Regions from separate parts of the Homo sapiens genome. Here region 1 is linked to region 2. The links are chromatin contacts, found by Hi-C or POLR2A ChIA-PET in ENCODE. All regions are on one chromosome and are shown on one strand. Each heading gives the region's core, a stretch centred on a gene start or an enhancer-like site at or near the end of the contact. The rest is flanking DNA. Distances are from core to core; before and after follow the strand shown. Region 1 holds the start of MAP3K3 (mitogen-activated protein kinase kinase kinase 3). Region 2 holds the start of APPBP2 (amyloid beta precursor protein binding protein 2).

Evidence for each region. Hi-C counts contacts between places; a loop is a spot of excess contacts on that map. ChIA-PET counts read pairs that join two places held with the same protein, here RNA polymerase II (POLR2A). Pooled maps may share reads with other maps.
Region 1: a loop to region 2 is called in a pooled map, with 6 times the contacts of the local background. The contact joins the promoter of MAP3K3 here to the promoter of APPBP2 in region 2. A Hi-C loop is called at or near these places in 6 of 50 pooled maps. POLR2A ChIA-PET finds 5 or more read pairs at or near these places in 2 of 52 experiments (GM10248 and GM12878).

Annotation. Positions count from the first base shown.
Region 1 is chr17:63,621,163-63,624,446 of GRCh38, forward strand. It overlaps MAP3K3 (mitogen-activated protein kinase kinase kinase 3), which reads left to right and starts at 1,255. Exons shown (of 16, transcript NM_002401.5): 1 at 1,255-1,601. The coding sequence starts at 1,598. RefSeq lists silencers at 496-565, 1,176-1,565, 1,656-1,715, 1,956-2,005.
Region 2 is chr17:60,524,475-60,527,533 of GRCh38, forward strand. APPBP2 (amyloid beta precursor protein binding protein 2) reads right to left here and starts at 1,768. Exons shown (of 13, transcript NM_006380.5): 1 at 1,320-1,768. The coding sequence starts at 1,457. RefSeq lists enhancers at 679-1,387, 1,108-1,377 and a silencer at 1,458-1,597.

The sequences.
Region 1 (3,284 bases), core at 5-2,504, 3.1 Mb after region 2:
AACAGAGGCCGGAGAAAGGAGCCCACATTAATTGTGGTGGACTTGGAATCTGAAGATCTGAGTGTATAAAATGTTGAACAATGAAAAGGTTGGGGAAATTAATTATGGTGCCTTTAATTTTGAAACATCATGCAATCAGTACAATTGTTTTGGAAGGATATTTGGTGGCACGGGAAAACAGAATAAAATGTAAGCATACTACAAAACAATACAAAGCCATTTTTGTCAAACGCCTATCTAGGTAGGAAATAGATTATCTCTGGGGTGGGATCTTTTCTTTTTCATAGTTTTCTGCATTTTTCAATTTTCCTACAAAAAGCTCGTGTTGCTTTTATAAGAAAAAAGTTATTTTCTGAAAGAACCTCTGGCGGAACTCAGATTTCCAGGGACCCACATGCCAGCACTATCCCAGCCTCGGGTGTCTGAGGTACCTAGACCAGAGGGTGTGGCCCTGGAGGTGTGAGACAGGGAAAGCTGGGCTGGGCCGGCCGCCCCTGCCCGGGGCAAGAGCAGCGTCGGGACCGGAGGACCAGTCGGGGGATGGGGCCGCAGAGGTGGCCGCGCGCCGGGAAGTGCTCAGGCCAGACCCTCCCCACTCGTTACACGCCCTGTGCTGGGCACGGGGAGGAGCAGGACGCCACCCTCTGGAACCACCCAGATCGCTGGGGCCTCCGAGAACCCGGAGGGCGGAAGGCCTGAGGGCCCCCTGCAGCCGCCTACTCCTCACCCCAGCCCTAAAGTAGCCGGCGGGGAACTGCGCCAGCCCGCGCGCCCGCCGAGCCTTCGGTGACTGACGGGAGGTGGGAATGTGGGCGGAGCCTCACGCCGGAGCTGTGATTGGAACAACCAACACCTCCCAATCTCTCCCAAGAGAGGGAGACAGCACCAGAGAGGGATGCGCAGAGGCGGGGGCTTAGAGGCCTCTACGTGATTGGCTAACAGCGCAGGGAGCCGGGCGCTGTCCCGATGATTGGCAGGCGCTAGACAGCCCTCGGAAACCGCCTTGGCTTCGCCCATTGGCATCCTGTGAGAGTAGGCGGGATTGGTTCATCGTGTGGTGCTGATGATTAGCTGGCCGCTGAGAGTTAGGGTGTTGGGAGAGAGTTGGAGGGGGACGGCGGGGGCTGCCGACTTCCTTCTTGTTATTGGCTGGTGAGGTGGGTGGGGGTGGTGCGACGGCCCAGCGGCTGCCTGGGATTGGTGGGGGCCGGCGTGAGTGACAGACAGGGGGGCGAGCTGCGCGACCAGCGGTTTGTTTTTCGGAGCGTTCCTGAGGTGGAGAACGGTGGCCGGACGGAGAGACTGCGGGTCTGAGGGACTGGCGGGCGGGCGGGCCGAGCGGCGCCGCCGAGGCCGGGCTGGGCCGAGCCCAGGAGCGCCCGGGATGTAGCGGGCCACCCTGCCGATGCCACAGCGCCCGGCCGCGGGCGGAGCCGGAGCCGGAGCCTGGGGAGGCGGCGGGGGCCCAGAGCGCAGCCCGCGCCCCCCGCGCGGAGCCAGGCCCGCTGCCGTCCCCGCCGCCCGGGCCCCCGGCATGCAGCCCCGGCTGCGGAGGTGACACTCACGGACCTTAGCCACCGCCGCCGCCATCGCCACCATGGGTAAGTGTCGCCACCGCCCCGGCCTGTGCCCGCGCTGCTTCGCGACGCCCCGCCCCAGGCTGAGGGAGGAGGACCCTGGGCCACCGCCTGACAGGCATGGACAGCCCGCCCGGCCCGGGGCTGCGGACCGCCGGCCGGCCGGCCGCCCGCCCCGCTCGCGCGCCGCGGCCCGGGCGGGGGTTCTGGCTCCGCGGGGCGGCCCGGCCGGCAGAGCCCGCTCGGCAGCCCTCCTTCTGGGCGGCGCGGCGGGCGCATCCCGGGGAAGCGGCGGCGGGACCGAGGGCCCGTGCTCCGCGGGGCAGCCTGGTCCGAACGAGCCGGACCGCGAGCCCGAGGGCGGGGGAGCAAGAGCGCAGTGTGGGGCCCGGGCTGGAGGCTGCCGCAGGCCCAGCTGCTGTTGTGTCTTTTCCTTGATTTGCTTTTTTTTCCTGCCTGTGTCATTTCCTTCCCTTTGCTCACACAGGCCGGCCTGTGAGAGTTCCCGGGGCTTGCTCTCCAGCCCTGTGCGCGCCCCAGCGCAGGGGGGAGGGCGTGCGGGGCTCGGCTAGGAGGCGATTAAACTGGAGCTGTGATCAAGCGCGCGGTTGACAAATGCGTGCTGCACGCAGATTGCTGGGGGTCAGGAGTTGGTCGGATGCTGCCAGTTAGAATTCACATCCTACTTTTTGAAAAATCCCGTTGCAGGGGTTTAATCCATTATTTTTTTCTTGCGGTATCCCTGAAATTATGTAACTTTTGAAAGAAACATTTGCTACACAAAAGAATTTCTCTGAAATCACTTCCTTTTTGTCAGTATTTACAATTTCTACTGTGAAGATGTAATCTAAGGAAAGCTTTTAATGTCTTCCGCACGTAGCATTTGAGTTGAATTATATTCCATATCCTTTTTGGTAGTTTAGCAAATGACTACTGGACTAGACTAAGAAATAACATTTTAAACGTTCTTTACTTCTCCTGCCCAGACAGGTGTTGTGATACTGTTGTCACAAGTTTTGCAAAATATTTGGTATTGCCCTAAATAATAATAAAAGGGTAAACTTCAGTGAGAGGATCGTTTGCAAAACGTTCCGTTGCTTCTGTGAAGTGCCCCATGTGAAGAGGGAGCCTTAATGTTTGCCTTGCCCTATAGCAAGGTCAAGTCCTTTTTGTAGGAGGTTAACTGTACGCTATGTCAAATTCGCCAGATATTGTTTTGTGACCCATCTCTACACCCTGGCTTTGAATGAATTGCCTTGTTCTAGTTCATGCTGTCCCTCATACAGTATGAGAAGGGTTTGTTCATTTGCTGGGCTTACTGTTTCCTTCTCATGCTTTCCTTCAGAAGTGCGTGCTCTTCTGAGGGAAGGTCTGCTGTGAGAGTGGACATAAAAGGAACCCAGTAAGGCCTGGTATTTAAATATATAATTGAAGAAATGTTTATTGAATTTTTTTATAGATGAGACACAGAATTCTTGTCTACCCCAGGATTCAAACATTTATCTTGTATTATAGATTTTGAATAAATCTTCGAATTGATTTATGAGCCTGTATTGTGATAGTCTTTCTTACAAGTCTTTTTTCTTGTCCTGTGGGGGCAGCTGTTAGTCCCAAAGGAGAGTGTGAAATACTTAAGGGTATGTAGACCATCCACTTCCTACTTTGTTGACTGCTACACCAGTTAGAGTGCCCACATGTGTTGACTAC
Region 2 (3,059 bases), core at 518-3,017:
GAAATCCAAAATAATAATACGCATGACCTAAATGAATCTTCTCCAAATATTTAGGGGGGAAACCCCACTTTAATTGTTAGAATTGGTGCAAAGCAGCTGGATTTAGTAGAACGCAGCCCATCAACTGCTAATTCTGAAAAAAAAAAAAAAAAAAAAAAAAAAATCTAGGGGTGGAGAAAGCAGGCAATCTTCCCAATAAAACAACTGCCACAAAACACTGTACATACGTAAGAACATAAACATCTGTTAAAATATCAGTTTACACTGTTCCAGCCAACTTACAGATCAAGAGGAAGTATTTAAGGTCTAAAAAATAAATTACATTCTACTTTTAGTCACATTTTGCATGGGTGGCTACTGGACACTAGGAGTTATCGACGCGGATTCAAGACAAGGAAGACTGAATAATAAATCCAGTGTTCACATTCAAATGTGGGGGAGAGAAAAGGGCAGGCTCTGAGTCCATAAAGTTCTCCACACTCTGAAAACACTGCAAAAATAGTCCACATCTAAGGACACTTACCCTTGAAACTCCTTGGAGAGTGGCTTGGGAGACTTGCTGTTCAGATTTTTGAGGGGGAGTGATTTAAGAATGCTGCAAGATTGCAACTTTCAAACACAGGAACATAATCTAAAGTGTTTTTTTCTTTCAGTAAAGATCTCTCCCTGTCCTCTTCAAACAGTTGATCAGCACTCCCATTTTCACAAAATCCCTAATTCAAGTATAGAGCCCCTCCTCTCCCACAAAAAAATCAAAGCTTTAAAGAATATGCAAATAAAACACACAGATTATTTCCAATAATCCCTAACTCCTTCCCAATTGGGAAAAGAAAGGAGAAACGAAGGAACACGAAGCAAAAACACCAAAACACTCGGGGAAGGAAGGCGGCGAGATGAGAAAGTAGGAATGGGTGGGGGGAGGAGCACGGAAAAAAGTCCAGCTGATGCTGACACTTAATTGGAAGGAGAGGATGGAAAATATCCTGAAGATACGGGCTAGAAGGAAAGGACTAGGTGGGACAGGGGCGCGATAGAGTAAGTCCACGCAAAAGGCCTACCCAAGAGGGCCACTGTGTAGAAGGGAACACCAACAGGGAGCAAGACTCCCCAAGATTACTTCAAGGCCCCAAAGCTTAAGAGACAGGGCATAGGGAGATGGGGTGCTTCTCCACTGGCAATGCAGACACCGCACCAGACGTTTCGGGAGGCAAGTCTGCCGGAAGGGGTGAGGGGTTAACTGCGGGGGTTCGCAGACGTGGAAGGGGGTGCGGCCCCCGGGGTTGCTGGAGGAGAGCAGAGAGGAGGCCCACGGCGCATACCTTGTAGTAAACATCAAACTGGATGTTCTCGGGCAAGGAGCGGATGTCTCGGCGGGAGCGGATGTAGTTGTCCACGACAGCGGAGATGGCGGTGTTATAGAGAGTCTCTGGGATCCACTCTAGTTCCACGGCCGCCATCTTCCTTCCCTCCTCCTCCGCCTCCTCCGCCTCCTCCTCCCGAAGGCCCCCACCTCCCTCCGTAGCGAACCCCTCTGCGGCCCCGGAGGATTCGGAGGGGCGGTGGCAGCCACGCGGGCGCACGGCAGAAGGCACGGCCGCCCTGCCTCCTCCGGGGGCAAACTGAGGGACGGCGGCAGCGGACGCAGGCCCGAGTAAAAAGTGGGACAGAAAACAGCGGCCAGCCAGGCCAAAAGCGTCACAATCCCGGTTCGAGAGGAACCCGGGTTCCGTCCCAGCGCTGATCTCTGCAGGGGCGGGGCTGCGTGTGCGGCGTCATGACGTAAGCGCACGCCGGCGCGCCGGAGGGGAGGAATGCGGCAGGCGGAAAACTTAGGAAGAGCTGGATGCCTCCCACGGAGAGCGTCCCTTCCAAGCGGCCCCGGAGTGGAGTGGAGTGGAGTGGATAGGGGTAGACTTTTCACACGGGGACAAATTATTACAGGATATCTGCGCCCCCTGTTCCGAGTCACTCGGGGCCATCGGTTACTTCAGCAGGTTCTCTGCATCACGGACCCTTTTGAGGCTCAGGTAAAAGTTTGGATCCTCTCCCCACAAACGAGCAAAATTATCTGTACATTGAAAATTATGCATTGAGAAAATTCACATTACTCTAGAAACCCTTAGACTGCAGTTCCTAACCCAAGTTAAGAACCCGCGGTCCAGGAACTAGGGGTAACGATAGAAGAGAGACTTGTTTTTCTTTGTATAACCATTTGCACCGTTGTAACTTTTTGACCATGTTTCTTTATCCAAATGAAATTTCCGAAAAAAGAAAACTCCTGCCCCAGAACTTCGTAGGAAAACTAGCTTGATTATGGAATTACAAATAATAGTAAGAGAAAAAAGGCTAAGTGGTGGCCGTGATAGGACTTAATGGTATTTCAATTCCCAGAGTTACAGTGGCGGCTTCAAGGGATTGTTGAATAATTGGGAGTACTTGTTTCAGCTTCTTTCCTTCCTCAGCCTGAACATCTGCTGTTTATGTAACTTAATTTCCTAAGTCTGCGATTTCAAGAATTTGATGCAACATCTTTCTGTTCTAGGAATTTACCATGGAAATTATTGGCCATAATTGTTGGTGACACTATCAAACTCATAGTCACTCTATAACGATGTAAGTCCAGAAAACAGCCATAATAATAATGTCCTGATTGATATTTAGAGCTAAAAGAAGTGGAAAGAGTTATTTCAATTTACCCTTCACCTGGTACTTCAGTGTTAAGTGGTTAAATAATTCCACAAAAAATAAACACTCTTAATCTTCTTCAGTCTATATAAATTCTTACTCTATACTGTGAACCTAGGAAAGCTGTGGATGGCCTCAAGATCAGATTGCCAGTTTAGCAAGTAAAAAACTACAAGGCTGGGCGCGGTGGCTCACACCTGTAATCTCAGCACTTGGGAGGCCGAGGCGGGTGGATCACGAGGTCAGGAGATCGAGACCATCCTGGCTAACACGGTGAAACCCCGTCTTTACTAAAAATACAAAAAATTAGCCCGTGGTGGCGGGCGCCTGTAGTCCCAGCTACTCGGGAGGCTGAGGCAGGAGAATGGCGTGAA